2 separate regions of the Homo sapiens genome follow, and region 1 is linked to region 2. Evidence: read pairs that join two places in POLR2A ChIA-PET (ENCODE). Cell type or tissue: MCF 10A. All regions are shown on one strand. Each heading gives the region's core, and the rest is flanking DNA. Links, peaks and the distances in the headings are about the cores only. Region 1 overlaps BCAS4 (breast carcinoma amplified sequence 4). Region 2 overlaps ADNP (activity dependent neuroprotector homeobox).

Evidence for each region. ChIA-PET counts read pairs that join two places held together with the same protein. Peaks named below come from ENCODE experiments on the same cell type or tissue, not always from the same donor. Only the 100,000 strongest peaks of a DNase experiment are listed, where the experiment ranks them.
Region 1: POLR2A ChIA-PET joins it to region 2 with 11 read pairs; 21 of 35 experiments call an interaction of 5 or more read pairs at or near these places.

The regions. Positions count from the first base shown.
Region 1 is chr20:50,814,895-50,822,894 of GRCh38, reverse strand. It overlaps BCAS4 (breast carcinoma amplified sequence 4), which reads right to left. Exons shown (of 5, transcript NM_198799.4): 2 at 4,613-4,684. Among named protein-coding and RNA genes, the nearest start is that of BCAS4, 24 kb to the right of the region's middle. RefSeq lists enhancers at 644-973, 2,038-2,539, 3,523-3,572, 4,060-4,109, 4,120-4,169 and 2 more. In MCF 10A, for the core only: a CTCF peak has its summit at 4,350 (motif pointing left); a DNase peak (open chromatin) is centred at 4,314.
Region 2 is chr20:50,904,424-50,920,498 of GRCh38, reverse strand. It overlaps ADNP (activity dependent neuroprotector homeobox), which reads left to right. Exons shown (of 6, transcript NM_001282531.3): 3 at 15,650-15,733. It also overlaps the pseudogene PSMD10P1. Among named protein-coding and RNA genes, the nearest start is that of ADNP-AS1, 19 kb to the left of the region's middle. RefSeq lists a silencer at 8,362-8,521. In MCF 10A, for the core only: no CTCF peak of the experiment used is centred there; DNase peaks (open chromatin) are centred at 4,038 and 6,348.

The DNA of each region.
Region 1 (8,000 bases), core at 1-8,000, 94 kb after region 2:
AGCACTTTGGATGGCTGAGGCGGGTGGATCACTTGAGGTCAGGAGTTCGAGACCAGCCTGGCCAACATGGTGAAACCCCATCTCTACTAAAAATACAAAAATTAGCCAGGCGTGGTGGTGGGCACCTGTAATCCCAGCTGCTGGGGCACGAGAATCGCTTGAACCCAGGAGGCAGAGGTTGCAATGAGCTGAGATAGCGCCACTGCACTACAGCCTGGGCAACAGAGTGAGACTGTGTCTCCAAAAAAAAAAAAAAAACCTGTAAGAAACTGCCAAGCTGTTTTCCAAAGTGGCTGTAGTTTTTTTTGCATTTCTACCAGCAATGTATGAGAGCTTCGTTGCTCTACATCCTTGCCAACACTTGGTATTTTGGTGGTTTTTAAGATCTAGCCATTCTAGTGGGTGTAAAGCACACATCTCTGCCTCATCTATTCCTTACAGTAACTCTTTGGAGATGGAAACTATTTGTAGTGGATTAAGGACAGCTACAAACTCCTTAATTCCTTCCATGAAGGGGTAGAATACAGTTTCTCTCCCCTGATTCTGGCTGGGCTGTGTAACTGCTTTGACCAATAAACTACAACAGAAGTGACACTGTGTCAGTTTCCATACTTAGGCCTCAAGACATGTGGCAGCTTCCTTCCTGCCCACTGGACTGCTTGCTCTGGGGAGGTCAAACAGCCATGCTACGAGGAAGCCCACGCCAGCCACGTGGAGAGCGTGCACGGGGCAAGTTACACCAACCAGCCCCAACCAGCCCCAACCAGCCCAGCCCAGGTACCAGACAAGTGATGAAGGAGCCAGCTTCGACTCAAATGAGCTGAGTCCTCTGTGCCCTGCTCTAGCCCACAAAATAAATGGGTGGTTGTTTTACATCACCAAATTTTCGGGTAGTTTGACACAGCAATAGATAATCAGAACCATTATTTTCATTTTACGGAGGAAAAAATAAATGTTCTGAGAGGTAACGTGACATGTCCATGGCCCCACAGTAGAAGGAATCAGAAAGTGAAGTGCCAACAATTGGCATTATATCAAATGTTAAAAGAGGTCCCAGAACAGAGGGGTGAATTTCAGTGACAGAGAGTGATCAAGACAGGCTAATGGAAGAACTAATAGAGCAGACGGGAAGCTGGACTTTGATTTCTAACAGCCTAATTTTATCTGAAAGGAAGTGGCTTCTCTCTAAACCGTGCAGCCCAGGGCCTGCCTTCTCTCGGACCTGTAAATTGATCAAACAGTGTTTCTGAAGACCGAGGCAGGGACCTGGGGGGACAGTGGTCCGTGGTGTGACATCACCTGCTCCTAGAGGACCCTACTCATCCCTAACTTGGATTTCAAAGCAGCTCTTAAAGAGAAAAAAGAGGCCCCAAGCTAGGGCTGATCACCGGACACCTCTCTCTGTAGTCATGTAGCCCCACAGCACACAGCAGACATACCAGGTAAGCCAAGCATGAACCTCTAGGGGCCAAGAGGATTTCTAGAATATAAATGGCATTGGCACAGCGTGCCCATGCAGGGGCTGTAAGCTCAAACACCCCCAGGGGTCCCACAAGCGTCACATATTTGCAGAACTGGCTGGGCACATTCTGTCAACACAGACACATGGGAAGAGTCTTTGCTTCCAAAAGGATGCATGTTCTCTTCCATTTCTTGGAACATGGGATCCTCTTGGTCTGGCTTTACTTTCCCACTTTCAGTAGGGTCAAAAGAACAGAGAAACATCATCTATCAAAAATACACAAGCACGTGGCGGCTGTGGAGTCAGGAAGGCTCCCCGGGAGCAGCCAGCACTGTATCAAGCTGGAAAGCACGCTTGCTGCCCACAGCAGGTGGTCGCTTGCTTGCCACGTGACATGGCGGCCGATGCTTGCAAGGTAGGAATGAGTACCCCAGGAGGGCCAGATCTTTGCTTTTCTGAGAGAAGCCGGAACTCTAGATTTTTCACATGAAATTCTAAAAATGTCACAAGCTAATGCCTGCTTTTTTCCCCCCCAGAAACATCAAATTATCTGCAGGCAGGATTGGACCTGTGGGTCATCTGTGTGTGGCCTCAGGATTAAATCTTTCCATGAAGCATCTCCAGGCTTCGAGTTAGGAGGACCTGCCTGATGCTGCCTGCAATCTTGAGTCTCCTGGCAACACAGACACACACACTTCCCACCACAGGAAGCTGTGATGGTTTTTCAGGGCTGGGCCACATGGGTCTCTCCGCCTGTCCACATGGACTTCTGCCCCCAGCCCTCTTCAGGCTGATGCTGGGTCTCCTTGCGCAGAATGCCCATGTGGATGACGGGATGGGATTTGAAAACAAAGGTGTCCCTGGAGCATCCATCCACACCATCCTCCCGACCTGCCTTCCCTGCCCGCAACCACGATCCTTCACCCAGTGCCCAGCCATACCACATCCCTGGCCTCCCCGCCTTTGCACAGGCTGGTCCCTCTGCCTGAATGCACTCCTTCCCCATCTGTTGAATTCTCTATTTCTCCTTACAGCCCCAGATTCATCACCACCTGTTATACGAAGCCTTCCCAATTTCCTAGGCAGGACTTAGCACCCCTGGCTCTGGAATCCCTTCACACCTTGACCTTACCTTGACAACAGCACTGTAGCATGGGACGGCACCAACTGATACCCAAATCAGTCTCCCCACATACACTGGGGCTTGATGGGAATGGAGATGGACTGAACTCTCTTTGCATACTCAAGTTTATGACGGGGCCCATTCATGAGAAAGTGCCCAATGCAGCCGGGCATGGTGGCTCACGCCTATAATCAATCCCAGCACTTTGGGAGGCCGAGGCGGGAGGATCACTTAAGGCCAGCAGTTCAAGACCAGCCTGGTCAACATGCTGTCTCTACTAAAAATACAAAAATTAGCCAGGCATGGTGGTGCATGCTTGTAATCCCAGCTACTCAGGAGGCTGAGGCAGGAGAATCACTTGAACCCGGGAGGCAGAGGTTGCAGTGAGCCGAGATTGCATCACGGCACTCCAGCCTGGGGGACAGAGCGAGACTCTATCTCGAAAGGAAGGAAGAAAGGAAGGAAGGAAGGGAGGGACGGAGGGAAAGACGGAAAGACAGAAAGACGGAAAGACAGAAAGACAAAGACAGAAAGAGAAAGAAAGAGTCCAATGCGTGGTGGTAAAGAAAGGACAATCCAGGCTGTTAAAAGCCTGTCTTGTTACCTAGCTCCCACCTGGACCCACATCTGAACGTAAAAATTGACTCAAGAGAAGAAACCATATAGGTCCTCTTGGGATTTCTGCTGTGACCCTAGAGGCTGGGCCGAGGTCCGCTGAATAGGTAGGGATGACTCAGTGCCTGCTGTCTAGGGTGGCTTTGTGCCGGGCACAAAGAAAGGCGTTCAATGAACATCTGGGGCTGCTGTTACTGTTACTCCCTTGGGTTCTCACAAACACTCTCAGGGTCCGGACACGGTGCTTCTCAGGGACATAAACGCACACCACTGGGCCCAGGTGGCCAGGCTTCCTCCACTCTGGGGAGACACAGGGCCTGGTCACAATATGGAGCTCTACCCTTTGGGCCTCCAGGCAGACACCTCAAGCCCAGGTTACTGGTTTGCCTCTAATAAGCTTGGGAGCTTCTAGAAAATTCTATCAGCACTCCTGGGGGCTCCACACCTGGCTGGCAGCAATCCTAGGAACACTGGGATCTAGAAGCAATTTCTTTTTCTTTTCTTTTTTTTTTGAGACACAATCTTGATCTATCACCCAGGCTGGAGTGCAGTGGCGCAATCTCAGCTCACTGCAACCTCCACCTTCCGGGTTCAAGCAATTCTCCTGCCTCAGCCTCCTGAGTAGCTAAGATTACAGGCGCCTGCCACCACACCCGGCTAATTTTTGTATTTTTGGTAGAGGCAGGGTTTCACCATGTTGGTCAGGCTGGTCTTGAACTCCTGACCTCAAGTGATCTGCCCGCTTTGGCCTCCCAAAGTGCTGGGATTACAGGTGTGAGCCACTGCACCCAGCCTCTAGAGGCGATTTCTAGAGACTCTGGCGTGGGAGGCTTTGTCTTCTGGGCCATTGTCTTCCATCTTCCTCCTCAGCCAGGCTAGTAGATTTGGGCCAACCAGACAGAGTAGGAGGTAAAAGCAGAGAGAACAGAAGGATTCAGGAAGGAACTCGATGCCCAACTCCACCACGGGCTGTGGCCTGGGCAAGAGGCTCCTCCTAGGCCTCGCAGGCCTGAAGCCATTTCCTGGCTGTCTCCATGTTTGCACAGGGGACGGTGCAGAGCTGAGGAAAGTTAAATATAGTCTAGCGTCCCCGCTGAACGGCTCCCTGCATCGGTGCCCGAGAGTGCCACCTTGTGGTCCACTCCTGGCTCCTCTGCGGAATAAAAACCATCTCGAGGGAAGGACGAGATCAAGATGGCCGCCTCAGGAAGCACTTGGGGTTGAGTGAGAGAGAGAGAGCGAGAGAGAGAGAGAGGAGGGAGTGTTTGCACGTGGCTTTCCTCTCAGCGCTGGCCGCTGCCCCATTCCTCCTGGTTGCTAACTCACCACCAAAATGGCTTCCGCAGAAAACTCCAGCAAGGGCCTGAAGTCTGGCCTGGGCCTAAACCCACGCCTTCCAGGCAGCCACTCACCAGGTCAGCCAGGCTGCAAAACTCTTCCAGCCTGAGGAGCATGCCCTCGATGGTCTCCTCCACCTCCTTCGCCTGAAAAAGAGACGATATCCTGGAGATTAGCAAGTGGTTTCCAGGGAGACAAACACCCTTCATTTTTTTTTTTTTTTTAAAGCAAACTAAGTCTTAGGATTATGTGCCCGGTTCCTGCTCGACCCCCTTCCACTGCCTCCTTTGAAAGAGCAATAAACAGGCAGCAGTCCTGGCGCCCATCACGGAGGACTGGTTAAAGCCACCACGGCCTCTCCATTCTATGCAGCTTTCAAAAGAGACAAGATCAACAAATACAGGAAATAACAAAGCTACCCGTATCCTCCACGTTGTACAGATGAGGACACGGAGGCTCAGAGAGGTGGGGTAACCTGCTCAAGATCACACAGTTAACAAACAGCGGGGCAAGGATCCTAATCCAGATGGAGTCCACAACCTCACAGCCTGCTCTAATAAACACAGTGGCCCCGGTGATACCCCGGAGAGGAAAAGCAAGCTGCAGACGGTGTCAGATACAAACCATACCAAAAAAAATGTGTGAGGCGGGCGGATCACCTGAGGTCAGGAGTTTGAGACCAGCCTGACCAACATGGCAGAACCCCGTCTCTACTCAAAATACAAAAATTAGCCGGGCATGGTGGCGTGTGCCTGTAGTCACAGCTACTCCGAGGCTGAGGCAGGAGAATCGCTTGAACCTAGGAGGCGGAGGCTGCAGTGAGCCAAGATTGCACCACTGCACTCTAGCCTGGGCAACAGAGCGAGACTCCGTCTCAAAAAAAAGTACATGTCTTCACAGAGAAAGGCCTGGAATGATATGTGCCAGACTGCTAATAGTTAAGAGATGTGCTTATACTTAAAAAATTTGTTGTTTATCTGAAATTCAAATTCAACCGGGCATCCCATAGTTTCTTTGGAAACCCTATTAACAGGGCTTACTTAGCCCTGGGCAGGAGGAGTTGGGAAAGGGACTCTGACAAGGGAAACTTGAATTTTTTATGTTATGTAAAGGGTCCATGGCCGGGAGCAGTGGCTTATGCCTGTAATCCCAACATTTTGGGAGGCCGAGGCAGGAAGATCACTTAAGTCCAGGAATTCGAGACCAGTCTGGGCAACATGGTGAGACTCCATCCCTTTAAAAAAAAAAAAAAATTAGCCCAGGTGCACTGGCTCACGCCTGTAATCCCAGCACTTTGGGAGGCTGAGGCGGGCAGATCACGAGGTCAGGAGATCGACACCATTCTGGACAATGTGGTGACCCCATCTCTACTAAAAATACAAAAATTAGCCGGGTGTGGTGGCACACACCTGTAGTCCCAGCTACTCAGTAGGCTGAGGCAAGAGAATCGCTTGAACCCGGGAGGCGGAGGCTGCAGTGAGCCAAGGTCACACCACTGCACTCCAGCCTGGGCGACAGAGCGAGATTCCGTCTCAAAAAAAAAAAAAAAAAAAAAAAAAAAAAAATTAGCCAGGCATGGTGGTGCATGTCTGTAGTCCCAGCTACCCAGGAGGCTGAGGCTGCAGTAAGCAGTGATCGCACCACTGCACTCCAGGCTGGGCGACAGAGTGAGAACTTGTCTTTAAAAAAAGAAGAAGAAATAAAACCCAGTCATCAGGCTGGACATTAACATAAATGAGTGAAACAGGCCATCAGGCTTGTGATCTGAGAGGTGCTCATCCAGTCCTCCAGCTGCTGGCCACTAGCTGCCATCAGGAAATGCAGGCCCGGAGCTGCCAGATCTTTCCATTTTCCAAGAGAAGCCAGAAATCCTAATTTGATAGGAAATGCCCCAATGTTTAAACATTGGAACACATTTAAAAAACCCTTTAATGCTTCACAAATTAAGCCAATAACGAACGTGCAGAGGGCCTGCCAGTGTACAACTGCTTCATGCACTTGTGTAAAAATTAGGGAAATAATTAGCGGTTTGGCCAGGCGTAGTGGCTCACGCCTGTAATCCCAACACTTTGGGAGGCCAAGGTGGGCAGATCACCTGAGGTCAGGAGTTCGAGACCAGCCTGACCAACATGGCGAAACCCCGTCTCTACTAAAAATACAAAATTTAACCAGACGTGGTGGCACGCGTCTGTAGTCCCAGCTACTCAGGAGGCTGAGGCAGGAGGACTGCTTGAACCCAGAAGGAGGAGGTTGCGGTGAGCCAAGATTGTGCCACTGTACTCCAGCCTGGGAGACAGAGCAAGATCTGTCTTCAAAAACAAAAAAGAAAAATTAGGTTTTTTTTCCCCCTCAAGTTATCTACTACTTTTATGACTTCTAAAATACCAGTTTCTGTTGTTATTTTTGTAATGGCCAGCATTCAGGAAGAAAGTTCGCCAAGCACATGATCTGCTTTCCCTACCAGGCCACACCGTCCTGCTCCAGGGAGGCGTGCTCAGAGTTTCTGGGCAGGCCTAGTCCCTGCCCCCTGCACCTGAAGGCTCCCTCACCACCCACTTGTCCCCAGAGAACTGTTTATACAGCACCAGTTCCTGCTGCTTCCAGCATGAGCCATCTCCACCACAACAAAATAAACGACTGCACAAAAAAACATCTTTCAGGCTGGAGTATAAATAGTACCAAGTTGCAATTTTAAACTCTGCAACCTTCATCTCACAGCTGGGACTATTTCTGTGCCTCAGTCGGGGAGAGGGGAGAGAAGACGGGGAAAAAGAAAGATCATTCCCCCACCCAACCCCAAAATTAAATTACAATGAGAAAATGTCATTATCGCACTAAGGGAGAAAGGATGGAGCCAAGAGGTCACTGTGGTTAGAGGAGAAGATTGGTTGTTCTTTCTGGTCCAGGGGAAAGAAAGAGAAAGAGAAAGAGAGGAGTGGGGCACAGCGGGTGATGGAGAGATCCTGGGAGTGCAGGTGCACACAACGCAGACACGGGTCCAGACATGCTTAAGAACACACAACCTGCATGGGAGGCCACGGAAGCCCATGCCCCAGCGGGGTGGGATGCCTCCTTCCCAAGATGTTTCTGCAGCACTGTGCTTGTAGGAAGTGCATTGCAACCCATCCTGGCCTGCTCAGGAAGGGCACGGCGTGGTCACGGCACTTCTGGGTTCACCTTACCCTCTGCCAGCCATGCAGCTGGAACCCAATGGCTTAACCTCTGCATTTCACTGCCACTGGATCCCCTGTGACAGGAACCATCAGGCCCGTTTGGCAGAATGGTCAGGAGGTTAACCTGACATCATAGATGTGGCTAACTGATTTAACAGAGTGCTGACACACAATAGGTGCGTGATAAGGGGTTGCATTCCATAGCTCGCTTTCTCTCTTTTTTTGTATTTTAATTTTTGCAGAGACAGGGGTCTCACTATGTTGCCCAGGCTGGTCTCAAGCTCCTGGC
Region 2 (16,075 bases), core at 3,222-11,221:
AAGAAATTCTCCTGCCTCAGCCTCCCGAGTAGCTGGGATTACAGGCGCTGGCCACCACACCGAGCTCATGTTTGTATTTTTAGTAGAGATGGGTTTCACCATGTTGGTCAGGCTTGTCTCAAACTCCTGACCTCAAGTGATCTGTCTGCCTTGGCCTCCCAAAGTGCTGGGATTGCAGGCATGAGCCACTGCTTTCTTTTTCTTTCTTTCTTTCTTTTTTTTTTTTTTTTTTTTTTGGAGGTGGAATCTCGCTCTGTTGCCCAGGCTGGAGTGCAGTGACTGCAACCTCCGCCTCCCGGATTCAAGCAATTTTTCTGCCTCAGCGTCCTGAGTAGCTGGGATTACAGGCGCACACCACCACGCCCGGCTAATTTTTGTATTTTTAGTAGAGATGGGGTTTCACCATATTCGCCAGGCTGGTCTCGAGCTCCTGACTTCGTGATCTGCCCATCTTGGCCTCCCAAAGTGCTGGGATTTCAGGCATGAGCCACCACACCCGGCCTGGATTAATCCTCTTAAAGTGCCATTAGAATCATGTCCCTTCTGTACTTCGTTACCTGCAGCATCTCCTCGGTGCCTACCAGACATGGCAGCAGACTCCAGCTTCACATTCAAGATCCCCATCCTATCCTCACCCTGCCTTTCCAATCATGTCGTTCCTTGTTACTCAGAAGCTTGACATAGCAACCATTCTGACTCAGTGGAGTTGAGCAAGAAGTTCCTAGAACACCTTGCTTTCCGGCCTCTGGAACTGCGCCAGAAGTCTTTTGCAGTAAATGCAGATTCTTCACCTAAGTTAATGGCCCCAACTCAGCAGCTGTTGCCACCCTCCCTGCTGAGAATGAACTAAACATGAAGCCTCCTAGGATTTAGTTTGTGACACATCTGATACATCGCCTCTTTTACTGCAAATATTTATTGGATGTCATATCTGTAAGCCTTTTCTAGGCAGAGATTCATTCATTCTGTCTGAATTTATTGAGTGCCTGCTTTGTTCTAGTCATTGACATAGATGATAGAGATACAGCAGGGAAAAAAACCAAAGTTCCAGGGTCTCCCTTTGTAACGCAGGCTGGAGTATAGTGGCACCATCATAGCTCACTGCAACTCAAGCCATTCTCCCACCTCAGCCTCCCAAGTAGCTGGGACTATAGGCATGCACCATCACACCTGGCTTTTTACATATATATATATATATATATATATACACTTAAATATATGTATTTTTTCAGGCTGGTCTTGAACTCTTGGGCTCAAGCAATCCTCCCACCTCAGCCTTCCAAAGTGCTGGGAGCTGTGAGCTACACCTGTGAGATGGCACCCTTGTCCTGCTGCATATTTTAAGAGTTCTGTTTAGTCCATCAATTGAGGTCAGGAAAATGAACGTGCTGAAAGATAATATGTAATGATAATAATTTGTAGACATAAATGCCAGCCGTGTCTGTTAACTATTTCAGGTGATATTGTACTAAATCTCTGAAATCACCTGTGATGAACTTTTAAAATAAATAAAACTTTTAAGTCACAGTGTGATTATAATTTTTGTATAATTGGTAGGTAATGTGATGAACCAGGCTGTTTATTTACCATTAGATTGTTGGTTTGCTATAAATGAACTACACCAGCATGAGAGAAAACAAAACTTCCTTAAAGTGCTAAAATTAAATTTTTCATCATTCTGTTACCTTTCAAAAGCTTTCCATTTCATTTTTCCCAGGACCTCTCCTCTTGTTCTTCTACTTTTGTAGCGGAAACTGAAGGTAATTTGAAATTTTAACACATGGGAATTCTCTGAAGATCTTTTCTCTACTGCCACATGCTCAAGTTTGCAAAACAAGGTAGTTGAACGTCTCACTGAAGTAACCCAGCTGTACTAAATCTATTAGTTAAGGCAGAGTGAATCAGGGCCTTCATTGCCAAAAGTAATATAATATCCTGTTCCTGGCCTCTTGGAGTGGAGCAGATTTGCCAATAACGTGAACACTCTACCATTTTTTTTTCTTTAAGTACTTAAAGGTTTTGGGGCCACCTAGGTTCCATTAATGTATTACCACTCATATTAAATGATTATAGTGTCAAAAATGGTCTGGAAATTTGTATAGACCTTCAAAATGCTGTGTTACATCCACGGTTTGTTCTAGAGGTTCTCTCCTTTTCTGGGTAATATTAACAAATGCTTAAGATTCACATTTTGGTAAAGAGATCCATCAGTGATAAATGCCCCTGATTTTGAACCCAGACCACCCTGCTGTTGAAATTATAAGCAGACTTTGTCTCCTTCCCTAATCAATACTGCTGCCTTAAATTTCCCAGTAGCCACTTTAAAAAAAAAGAATGTGTTTATTTTTAATTGTTGTAAAGTATACATAAACTTTACCATTTTAGCCTTTTTTAATCTTGCAGAACTGAAACTCTATACCTGTTAAACAATAACTCCTCTTTTCTTCCTTTACCCAGCCCCTGGCAACCACCATTTTACTTTTCTGTTGCTATGAATTTGTTTATTCTAAGTACCTCATGAGTGGAATCATACAATATTTGGCCTTTTGTGATTGATTTTATTCATTTAGTATAATGTTTTCAAGGTTCATGTTGGAACATGTGTCGGTACTTTATTCTTTTTCATGGTTCAATCATATCCCATTATGTGGATATGACCACATTTCATTTATCATCAGTTGATTTCAGTTGTTCCTATTTTGGGGGTATTATGAATAATACTGCTGAGAATATTGATACACGAGTTTATGTGTGGTCCTGTGTTCCCGCTTCCCAATTGCTTATGTAACTTTTTGGACTTTTACTGTTCTCCCAGTTTGACTGGAGCCTGGAGGTAGTTGAGAACAGACCAGGCTCCTACCAACTCCCTCCTTTGAAAAAAAGGAAGCGTCTAGTTTCCCAAGGGACTTTCAGAAGAACATGCTTAGAGTATTCACAATGGGAAGATAATAAAGGGGAGACATAGGATACATCTGTTTTTTGAAAAGCTGGCCTGTTATTTAAGAATACCAAGGTTGTGGTTTTCATTTTACAAGATATTACCATTATGATTTGCATAGAAAGAGATTCTTCAAATGTGACTATCTAGTGACTCTTGGCCTCCATGGTGATGGTAAGAGTGATTTAAGACAAGTGTCCTTAGAGCTGAATTCTTCTCTGGATGTGATGGAATCATCTGACTGACTTGAGATACGTACAGATTCTTAATTTCTGTGTTGCTGCTTCAGCTGGTTTGGCTGAGCCTTTTAATTTTTGAAGACCATTTCAACCTTGGGTATTGAAGTTCTGGCACTTTCAGATGTACGTAGGGAACATGCTGCTGTTTGTTTTTAGTGAATGCCAAAGATAGAGTTTGGTCTGCATGGGTAGTGACAGGAGTGCTGCATCTCAGGTCTGGAGGGTGGCTTCAAGACCCAGCTCGCTCATGGGCAAGCAGTTGCTTCACCTCAGCTGCTAATTTGTAGGATGAGAAGAGTTTAGATTAGGCAGCTCCTAGGTTCTTTCAGTGATTGAGAGTGCTGCTTTTTCATAACAGATTTCTGTTGATGGTGTGATTTGGAAGATGAATCTCAATCTTTTGACTTTCCTAAGGCCTGCACTGGACACTTGTTTTTTAGTTTTTGGTTTTGTTTTGTTTTTCCCCCTCATTTCAGAAACAGAATGCTTGTGTTCCTGCAGTTGAGGAGACCCTGAAGACTGGTGATTGTTACTTAGATTCCATCCAAACTATCTTTTTCCTCATCAGCTGAACAAGCTAATTCTGAAAAGGCACTGCATATTTTTAAAAATATTTTTTATGTCATATGTATGAAGTGGATGCCACTGACACAAATGTATTTTTCAGGAGCATTAATTGAAAAATAATGTCCAGAATTAGAGTATTGTTGTCTCACTCGACCATCTCCTGAATATGTCACATCCGAATAACAGTTTATCCAGGGAACTAGGGAGACTGACAAGCTGGAGCTTATCCTTTGGAGAGTGGCCTATGAGATCATGGAAGGAATGGTGAGAAGAACTGATCCTGGTTAACTGGGAGAAGAGGGGCGTGTCTTAAAGTTTTGAAAGGCTGTCATGTGACTAGGGAATTTATAGCCTGAGAGCTATGGGCAGGTTACACAGCGTTGTAAAGCATAAACTTGTGAACAGAAGCTGTCCAGTGTGGAATGAGCTGCCTGATGGGATTTTGTGCGCCCTCTTACTTGAGGTGATCAGGCAACAATCTTTCAGAGCATCTTTTTTTTTGTAGAAAGGATTCACACATGTTGATGGAAGGTGACAAAAAATATTACTTTGACTAAACGTTTTTGTAAAGAATGCTATATTTAGATAAATACCATCTTTCGCCTTGCATAAATTTACACTCCTAACTAAAGAAATAGTTATAAAAAATATAAATAATTGATAACAGTTAAAAACTTGAAGAAAATCAGTGTTTATTTTTGGAGGCAGTTTTGTATTTGGTTATCTTTTATTATCAAACTGGGAGAATAGTAAAAGTCCAATGAAGTTAGTAAGAATAGAAGAATACAGAAACTGGTTACATTTCCTGCCTGCTTATCTTTATTAAGAGTGTTATAATATGATTATCCTAGGCAATATAATTGATGTTCATTATTCAGATTTAGCTTTCAGTACATACGTGTGTCATCATTTGCAAAGTAGTTTTCTTTCTTATCTTCCTGGTTCTCTAATTCCCTCACCCCCCTTTTTAGCCTCAGTACTACTGTACATTTTCTAGTAAACTTAAGGAAAGAGGATACTAAACTTTATTTTCTTACCTCTGTCTTGCTGCACAGTTTTATCTGCTAATCCAGAAGAACATTCTGCCCCTGGATAGTCAGAATTACGTGTTTTGTGGATTGGGGAGGGAGGGGAGGAAAAGGAGGAGGCATCAGAGCTGCCTTTCTATGAAGAGTTTCCGGCATCTGGAAGCTCTTTTGCCCAAGCTTATAGGAGAATGGAAATCAGCTACCTCTGTTCAGGGCGGTGTATTTTAGAAAAAGATTGAGTGGGGTGATTGTTTCCAGTCTGGCTGTAGGCTCTCAATCTTAAAGCTGTGTAAGATTAATTTTTTAAAATGCAAATATATAAACCTTTTTGCAACTGGTTTGATTTAAATGTAGGGCTTAATGGCACATGTAAAGCAAATAAAGTATGTTCACTACTTCAGATGCAAATCCTAAAATAGGAAGAATAAGGGCTTATTGGCTATAAGAAGAAATAGGGTTTTACCGTGACCACAGTTTTTGACTCAATGAGTGATATAGACAGGTATTAAATATGTTGCTGAGGTAAAGGCAGGAAGGAAAGAAAATGCACAAATACAAGAATGATGTTTTTTTCTTTCAACATTTTATTTTTTAGTTTCTGAAATACAAATCAGAATACATTTTGTTACATAATCATTTTAACAAGCTTGACATTTTTTCAATGTAAGCTGACTCGATATAGGTACTTTAAAACTTCCTTTTTAAAAAACCATACGTTTTATCTTGGCAAATAGCTCATCAAAAAAAAAATACACGTGTACATGGGAAGTTGTTTTTCATTATTTTCTAGCACAACCCCCAACTTAAAATTTGGTCCACTGAAATACGTAAATATTCCTCCTATCACAAAAATAAAATCTCATGGTTGGGGAAAAAAACAACTGTCTGGCATAGGCCTGAGTGAGCTTGAGAAACAAGTTAGGATGTTTAACTGTATGGAGGAACATCACGGAGTCCACCTAGAACCATCTAGCAGAACGACTAGCCTGTTGCTATTGGAGCTATTCTATTTCAGAGACTGATACAAGGTGCATGCTCGGAGGTTGCTGAAGATTAACAACAGCCACGGAATCACTTACTCAGAATTAGCCGAAATTCAGTATACAAGAATATGTGACAACAGTAGAACAGTCAGCAGTTACTCAGTGCCCAGAAAGCAAGCCGTAAGTTTAGAATAAGAACCTCAGCAGGAACAATAGTCAACATGTTTATAAGACTTTGAAGGTGAGAAAACATTTGTAGATGATGTCCTGTGCCCAAGTATGTTAGTTTCCAGGACACTGGGGACAGCATCACAACATAGAAAGTAAGAAGAAATCCAAGCTGTTTAACCTTCTACCATTCTCTTGAGTACTAAACCCAGGGCACCTTTGGCCACTTGTGGGGTTTCTTTTCTTCTTTATTCTCTATGTAAATATTGCTCCTTGGGACACCAGCAGTTTTGCTTCTTCCACTCTTATCACAGACTAAGTGTGGAGGAGTGTTACCCTCAGTGTCTTGGATGATTGTGGATGCTTTGTAGTACAGAAGGATATGAATCATCTTGAAGTTACCCTTGGCTGTGGCCTGGTGCTTTGCTGTAGCCTCATAATGATCCTTACCATCTGGATTAGCCCCACCTTCTAGTAACATGAGAGCAATCTCATGCCTGTTTTTGGAAGCTGCATGATGTAGGGGAGTAGAGCCATTTTGATTGACAGCATTCACTTGAGCACCTTTTCCCAGAAGGGCTTTTACAGTCTCATTCTGGCCAGCACAAACAGCAGTCTGAAGAGGAGACCAATCTCGCATAGTCTTTATCATTCACTGGCACTCCAAGTTGAAACAAAAATTCAATAATTTATGTATGTATGGCTGAGCATGCCCAATGCAATGCACTTCTGTCCTGGTCAGTTCTCATAGCCAGGGGTTTATTGGCCAGAATCCTCTCCTTCACCTCCTCCAGCTTCCCTCTGTAGGCCAAGTTGCAGACCATAAGTTTAGACACACACCCGTCTGTTTTGCTTTCCCAGGATTGATGTTTTCTTTCTGATTAGTTTTTATCTTAACAGGTACTAAATGTTTCCACAGAGACATAACAAAATCTGTTCTTTAAATAAATAAAATTATCGTCACAGGTAGCAGTTAACTGATGCTTTGATTCTGTTCATGAGAGTCAAATGCTTGTCCCTCTTAGAAAATTGCCAGCATAACTTAACATTTTTTAGTTAGATCATTGGTTTAAGGAAACTTCAAAAATCTTACTCTTAAACCCCAGTGGGGGTTATAAGAGATATATAAAAATTCTTGCATCAGCATCAATTGGAATAATTTAAATATCAAGGATCTGAAATTCTTACATAGTAACTTGGGTTGATGTTATCAAAAAATGAAATTGTTTATATTGTAGTAGCCTGATTGTCTTCCTAATTTTTATTAACTTAGAAAATACAGATACCTTTTTTTTTTTTTTTTTTTTTTTTTTTTTTTTTTTTTTGAGACAGAGTCTCACTCTTGCCCAGGTTGGAGTGCAGTGGCGTGATCTCTGCTCACTGCAATCCCCACCTCCTAGGTTCAAACGATTCTCAGGCCTCAGCCTCCCAAATAGCTGGGATTACAGGTATGTGCCACCATGCCCAGCTAATTTTATTGTATTTTTAGTAGAGATGGGGTTTCGCCATGTTGGCCAGGCTGGTCGTGAATTCCTGGCCTCAAGTGATCACCCTCCTTGGCCTCCCAAACTGCTGGGATTACAGACATGAGCCATGGCGCCCATCCTGACAGCTGCCGTTTTCTTCACTAGTAATAGCGTCATTCCTAGCCCTTGATTCCACACTCTTCTCTTCTCCCAACCCCAGGTAAAAGATAATCCCAGAGAGACTGTGTTTTTCTTTACAACTTTAGGGTAGAAATGTTTTTTTAAAAATCACAGTGTGAACTTTATTTTCTGATCCTTTAGGTTTACTGTGGATTCCCTATCACTTCATACTTTGATCAGACTAATAATAATTGGTGAAGATTTTCAGTAAACTATCAGAATTCTGCTATAGCCATCAAACTTCATGCTTTGGTTTGATTGCCCACTAGGCCCAGATTCTACATTTCAGTAACCTGCCACTTTTGCATAAATTTGCGTCATGGGCTTAGTTTAGATGAGTAACTATTTCGTGGAGGTACTTGGGGGCAGGGAACCTTTTTTTCTTTCAACCTGAGCACCTCTAGTTTTTATCTTTTTTATATTTCACCTAAGATTCCTTTGGAAACGGGTTTCACAGCTTTTAAAAAATAAAAAGTTTGAAGCTAGGCGCAGTGGCTCACACCTGTAATCCCAGCACTTTGGGAGGCCAAGACAGGCAGATCACTTGAGGTCAGGAGTTCGAGACCAGCCTGGCCAACATGCTGAAACCCCATCTCTGCTAAAAATATAAAAAAAATTAGCCCAGCCTGGTGGCGCGTGCCTGTAATCCCAGCTACTCGAGAGGCTGAGGTGGGAGAATCGCTGGAACCTGGGAGGCAGAGGTTGCAGTGAGCTGAGATTATGCCACTGGGTAACAGAGGGAGACTCCGTCTCAAAAAAAATAAGGTTTGAAAATCACTAGTTTAGGCTAAGTGCAGCTTATGTTTAGGTGTTAACCAGGAAGAAGTAAGGATCCTTGTGTAGCTCTCAGTGCAATATTAGATATGCTTTTCTTAGTGGAAATGAAAGTTTTGCATTCACTAGTGTAACTGATACATTAGTCATCACTTTGGGTTATGTTCAGGTTTTGGTTCCCGAACATTATAAAGTAGCAAAGTTTACACCTGCAGTTGAAGGAAAGTAGGACACACTATGACACACTAGATCCTCACTTGGAGTAGTTTAAAATGTAATCTGGACAAGTTGGACTTAGAGGCTAGCTTTTTCTTCTGGCTTATCTGTGCCTGTTCAGAGGTAGCTGGGTTGTCTTTTGCTTATCTAAAACAGGCTTATCTTTTTGTTTGTTTTGTCTTTCTTTCAGATGATACTAGTAAATGCTTTTCTGCTTTTTTTCTGCCCGTAAAAATACAGACTATATGGTGCCATCCTTGATGTGGTAGCTCTGCAGAACTACCATAGACAAGCTCCACTAATTCTTGGTGTGCCAGATCCTGCAGACTTTACCTTGAGCCTGCTAAACTGGGACTGTCATCTGTTGGGTGATGCCATTGCACTCCAGCCTGGGCAACAAGAGTGAAACTGTCTCAAAAAAAAAAAAAAGAAAAGAAAAGAAATCTGGGTTTTAGTGTATCCATCACCCAAATAATGTACAAGGACATCTTTTTCAGTTAGTGTTGGTAGGAAAATTGGATTGCCATAGTGCAGAAGAATGAAACTAGACCCCTATCTCTCACCGTATGCGGAAATCAACTCAAGATAGAAAAAAGACTCAAAGTGAGACCTGAAACTAGGGAAACCTGGGGGAAACTCTCATGGACATTGGTCTAGGCAAAGAATTCATGACTAAGACCTCAAAAGCACAAGCAACAAAACCAAAAATAGATGGGACTTAAACTGAAAAAGTTTCTGCACAGATACAAATATCATGCATATGGTTTTAATTTATCTGTAGCCTAGGGCCTAGATGAATCTTAGATTTTCATTCCAGCTGTCTGACTCTTGCTTTGTAAGAAAGCACATGAATAGGATATGGGCCTGGATTAGTAAAACGTTAATGTTTGGGCCCTAATCAGTAGATGTGGGTATAATTTGCAAAGACTAATAGGAATGAGTATGGCTAGTTCACTCAACAGTGTTAGTCTCCAGAATTGAACGTTGGCTGGGCACGGTGGCCCATACCTGTAATCCCAACACTTTGCGGGGCCGAGGTGGGAAGATCACTTGAGCTCAAGAGTTGGAGACCAGCCTGGGCAGCATAGGGAGGACCCCTATTAAATTTTTTTAAAAAATTAGCTGAATGTGGTGGCGCATACCTCTAGTCTCATCTACTTGCGAGGCTGAGGCAGAAGGATTGCTTGAGCCTGGAGAATTGAGGCTGCAGTGAGCTGTGATCATACCACTGCACTCCAGCCTGGGTAACACAGAGTGAGACCCTTTCTCAAAAATAATAATAATTGAATGTTTACATGTAGTTCATCAGATGGCATGTGCTTACCAAAAAGCTAGTTACTCTCTATTTATTTAGAGGCAGGGCCTTACTCTGTCACCCAGGCTGGAGTGCAGTGGCACGATCATTGCCCACTGCAGTCTTGAACTCCTGGGCTCAAGTGATCCTCCCACCTCAGCCGCCTGTATATCTAGGACCACAGGTCCACACCCATGCTTTCTTATAGAAACATAGGTCTTGCTGTGTTGCTCAGTCTGGTCTTGAACTCGGCCCTCTAACATGCTGGGATTATGGGTGTGAGACATTGCACCCACACCTAGTTACTTTCAGTCGTAAATAAAATACTTGCAAATGTTAATTCTGTTATTAATAGGTCATTGAGCTTTCTCTGAATTCTAGAATTTAGGGTGTTTAACTCTTCTCATATAGTGTTTTTTGTTTTTTTACTTCATGAAATCAGAGTCAAAGCATTTTTTAGAGTAACTTTCATCTTTCAAACTCCTGTTCTTTCTACTAGACTCAGTTCACAAGTGTAATTATTTTGCATAAATACCCTATCTTCCCTCTTATTTATTCACTTTCTCTTCTGTGTCCGCCTGCCCAGTGGGTCTGTCAAGACTTTTGGTTGTGGGTGACAAGAACTTAGCTTAGGCAGAAACGATAATGTGTGTGTTTATATATTGGAAAAGGCTGGCATAGGGAAGTGCTGTTCTTCGGGCACAGCTGGATTGAGGACCTTAAACAATATCAATAGGAATTGTTCCCTTTGCTTCCTTCATGTGATGGCAGGTCTCAACTCTCCTTTTCAGCGTCACGTCATCCCTGTTCGGGGGACATGTCCAACTCTACTGGTCATTATCTTACATAGATGAAATATTCTTAACTAGTCAAACTGAGTCATGTGTACTCTGCTCTGCTGGAAAAGTGACTTTCTGTCTTCCATCAATCGTGGCAGAGGCGTTTCCAAGAGGAGGCTGGGCAGGCAAAAACAGGTGTCTAAACCCTACTGATTGAGGGCTGGCTATGTGTATTCTAAGCTGGAAGAAATGGACTGTTGAAGGGGAAGAAGAACCATGTCTTACTCATCTCTCTATTCCTAGCACAGTTGAGTGGCTAAGTGCAAGTGCTCTGAAAATGATTGTCTAACAGATGAACAATATATAGGTTTGTTAAATTGGATATTTTTCTTTTTTTATGTCATGAGCTGAAAGGTTCGGCTGAAGGGAGCTAGTTCTCCTTGGTGTTGGAATAATGATGCTCATCTGATTTCTTTTTTTTTTTTTTTTTTTTTTTTTTTTTTGAGACAGTTTTACTCTTGTCGCCCACAGGCTGGAGTGCAGTGGTGCAATTTCGGCTCACCACAACCTCCGCCTCTGGAGTTCAAGCGATTCTCCTGCCTCAGCCTTCCTAGTAGTAGGATTACAGACATGTGCCACCATGCCCAGCTAATTTTGTATTTTTAGCAGAGACGGGGTTTCTCCATGTTGGTCAGGCTACTCTCCTGACCTCAGGTGTTCCGCCCGCCTCGGCCTCCCAAAGTGCTGGGATTATAGGCGTGAGCCACCATGGCTGGCAAATTTTTTTTTTTTTTTTAATGGCCATCCTAATGAGGCAAAAGAGAAGGGATTAGCTATCCTTCTGCATGTCAAAACCCATCTCTGGGACAATTTTTGGCATTAGTGTTAAGGTTTCTTTCTCCCTAAGAGTAATAATTACCTGTATTTTAGTTTTTAGCTCTCTTTGCATTCGAAAGTGAGGAAAGGGCCTTGAATTTCAGGCAGAGACAATTTCTTATCTATTCTGTTCCCACCCCTCAGTTACTTAAGTATGGATCCCTTGTCCACATTTATAAAGGAGAATCAAATAGATAACTTTTTTTTTCTTTTTTTGCAGACAGAGTCTCACTCTGTCGCCCAGGCTGGAGTGCAGTGGCTCGATCTCAGCTCACTGCAAGCTCTGCCTCCTGGGTTCACACCATTCTCCTATCTCAGCCTCCCAAGTAGCTGGGACTACAGGTGCCCACCACCACGCCTAGCTAATTTTTTGTATTTTTAGTAGAGACGGGGTTTCACCATGTTAGCCAGGATGGTCTCGATCTCCTGACCTCGTGACTCGCCCGCCTTGGCCTCCCAAAGTGCTGGGATTACAGGCATGAGCCACCGCGCCCAGCCTAGATAACATTAATGAACCCTGGAGCCAGCTATTGATTTGAACTTATGTTTCTTAACAGCAAGCAGTAGCTGCAAAGAAACATAGGGTCCTTCTCTTCTTTTTCTTATCACCCATAATGATTGACTGATAGAGTTTGGTTGAAACTTTTTTCCAAAGAATTGTTTGGCTTGTTATAGTTCAAAACACTCACAAGAAAGGGTAACAGTGGCCCCTTCTGGGATGGGGAGCTGCGTGGCTGGAGGGATAAGAGTGAGAAGGAAGCCTTCTTTGCTTATATTTCTGAATTGTGTGCTTGTTTTATCTACTGAGAAAAGTATTTAAAGCAAAAAAAAAAAAAAAAAAAACAGAAAAATCTTTGCAAATGCTTTTGAAGGTGCCAGTGTATATGACTGTTACTTCAGCTGCAAATGGAGAAAATCTTAGAGAAATGATCTCCATGAACAAATGCATGGAGGGCACACTTTGTTCTGGAGAAAGGGAGATTATGGAATTTCCAAGGTTATTAGGAATGTCAGAAATACGCATATGAAGAGCATTATAATCTTTACACTGAAAGTTGTAGAATGTTCTGAGTTAATGTGAACATACATTCCTGGCCAGGCATGGTGGTGCACACCTGTAATCCCAGCACTTTGGGAGGCCAAAGCCAGCAGATCACTTGAGCTCAGGAGTTCAGGACCAGCTTGGGCAACATGGCAACACCCCATCTCTACAAAAAAAAACACACACACACACACAAAATATAGCCAGGCGTCTAGGTAGTGTGCACCTGTAGTCCCAGCTGGTGGGGCTGAGGTGGGAAGATCACTTGTGCCCAGGAAGTCAAGGCTGCAGTGAGCTATGATTACACCACTACACTCCAGCCTGGATGAAAAGTGGAACCCTGGCCAGGCGTTAACGTGAGTTAACATGAACATACATTCCTGGCCAGGCATGGTGGTGCACGCCTGTAATCCCAGCACTTTGGGAGGCTGAGGCAGGTGGATCACCTGAGGTCAGGAGTTTGAGACCAGCCTGGCCAACATGGTGAAGCCCTGTCTCTATTAAAAATACAAAAATTAGCACGATGTGGTGGTACGCGCCTGTAGTCCCAGCTACTCAGGAGGTTGAGGAAGGAGAATTGCTTGAGCCTGGGAGGCAGAGGTTGCAGTGAGCCAAGATTTGTGCCATTGCACTCCAGCCTGGGCAACAAGAGCAAAACTCCGTCTCAAAAAAAAAAAATGCCGGGCGCGGTGGCTGTAATCCCAGCACTTTGGGAGGCTGAGATGGGCGGATCACAAGATGGGCGGATCACGAGGTCAGATCAAGACCATCCTGGCTAAACGGTGAAACCCCATCTCTACTAAAAATACAAAAAATTAGCTGGGCATGGTGGTGGCGCCTGTAGTCCCAGCTACTCAGGAGGCTGAGGCAGGAGTATGGTGTGAACCTGGGAGGCGGAGCTTGCAGTGAGCCAAGATCGTGACACTGCACTCCAGCCTGGGTGACAGAGCGAGACTGTCTCAAAAAAAAAAACAAAAAAAAAAAACTGGAACCCTGTCTCAAAAAAAAAATACAGATTTCTCCTAGTTGCCAAGCCTACAGCAAGATAACATTTTTTGGTACAGCATTTCCCAGTAAGCAGTGTCACTGCTTTATTTATAAGCCTTTTAAATTCAAAATAGATAAGTAAACCCAACACCAACTCTGTGGCTGAAATACCGCTTTTTATAAATTACAAGTTTCTTACAACTAAGTTCCCTTATGGGCATACTCACTTTTTCAGAAAAAAATACCTACCAGGCAGTGAGATGCTTCATCTTAATGTCTTAAACCGACTTTTTAAGCTGTGGGTAGGCACTTAGAAGAATGGGTTTTTCTTTCCCCCAAGCTGCCGCTTGATTCTTTTTTATGTTTTCTATAGACTAATGACCCCAGTGGTGGCTGCATTTCCAAATCTTTATGTCTTTGTTTTTCTGAGATTGTTGAGCCACTCATCCAGGAGGCAGGGAAACCATTAATGGCTGGCTTCTGGACACATCTGTTATGAAGTGTGAAGCAGAGTTAACTCAGGAAGTTCCCAAAGAACTGAATTTTGGCCCATAGAGAGTTTATGAAATGAACAGAGAAACAAGATGTCTCTTCCCAGTCTTAGGTATCTGTGGGCATCCATTTTAATACCTGGTTTCTTCAGAATTAGCCTGTGACACTTTTCTGTATTTCTGAAATATTTTTCTAACATGTGCTTCTCTCTAAAAGACCTGGTTTGTAGTAACTGTATGTGTTTTTTGTTTGTCTGTTTTTGAGATGGAATCTCGCTCTCGCCATGCTGGAGTGCAGTGGTGCGATCTTGGCTCACTGCAACCTCTGCCTCCCGGGTTCAAGCGATTCTCCTGCCTCAGCCTCCCGAGTAGCTGGGATTACAGGCACGTGCCACTACGTCCAGCTAATTTTTTGTATTTTTAGTAGAGTCGGGTTTTCACCATGTTGGCCAGGTTGGTCTCGATCTCTTGACCTCGTGATCTGCCCTCCTCGGCCTCCTAAAGTGTTGGGATTACAGGCGTGAGGCACCATGCCCAGTGTGTACTAACTGTTTTAAATTAAGCAAGTGATAAAGAATTTGCTGGTTTTAAGCCACCACAAAAGATGGTTTAAAACAATTTAGCAATAAAATTTGGACAAAAAATAATTGATTTGGTCTTAATTTATATCAGAAGTGACTTCTAAGTCTGTAGTTGGCTTCACAATATGCAGATTATTAGCATAGCAGAGAGAGCAGGGGACACCATAGTCATTGCTTCATAGTGAGCAGCAATTCTATCTTGAGTATGATAAGGCCTAGAAGGTTTTTTTGAAATACTTTTCATTTTCGGCCCCAATTAGACTTTGGTACTTCATATAGAATATTTTGAGACTTCTAAGTTAGAGTAACGTACCCAGTTTCAAAATTTCTAGGGGTTACTCTTTGATTTTGGTAGATTTCACTCTTTCTCCTTTTATTTTCCATTTTTTTATAGTTAACGTTGATTTTGGATTAGAATAATAAATGAGGCAGCATTTTATTACATTTGGATTAGTTGACTTGCCATTTACAGATGATATTGGTATTACAGAGTAACAGCCTTTGTTAATTAGAAAACTGGATTTGCATATATTAAATTTTAATTCCTGGTGCTTTGTCTTTTGTTTTTGCTGTTTTGGGTTTTAGAACTACTTTATATCCTGCGAAATTGTGTTAGATTTGGATTATTAAATTGATAAATTTTTACCATATTATGGGAAGCATTTCTGATCTCATTAGAAACCATACATATTCTCAGCTGCCCAGGTTTTACTGATTTTATTTTCTCATTAAAGACAAACTTCTGTTTTAAGGAACTTGGGAAAGTTGATATGAATTTCTAATTTAATGTATTAGGTCATTAAAATAATTTTTGAGTTCCCTTAGACACATACAGGCTTTTCATTTTTTTCAAAAGTACCCTCCTTAAAGTCTGTAACAGTTAACATTTTTGAGTACCTTTGCCCAGGTACGTTGCAGGCAGGGGTGGAGTGGGGGCATGCATTGGTCGAGTCACATATCATTACTGTATTTAGTTTGGGGAGTATACAGAAACTTAAGGTTTTTTTGTTTTTGTTTTTGTTTTTGTTTTTGTTTTAAAGAATACCGTAGCAGTAGGCAGGACAGTTCCAATTCAACAAAAACCTCTTTACCCTGGCACTCAAAACTGTAATGATGATGAACTGGTAAGCATTTTTCTGTTTTCAGATGTTCAACATCAAAATGAGAAAAGCACTAACACTTGATTTAAAAATAATTGATTGCTAGTATTTCTCTAATTTTCATCTTGAAGTTCATTACTGAACTGTTGTTAAGTCTTATCAGAATTATGCCAGATTAGACTCATAGTCAAAATGTCCTGTTAAAAACTGGGAAAATCAGAGAGTACTTATTTTGCCTGCCTGCTTTAAGTATTCAAAATATAGTAGATATGTGCTCGGCTCAGTGGCTCACGCCTATAATCCCAGCACTTTGGGGTGCCAAGGCAGGAGGATGGCTTGAGTCCAGGAGTTTGTGAGCAGCCTTGG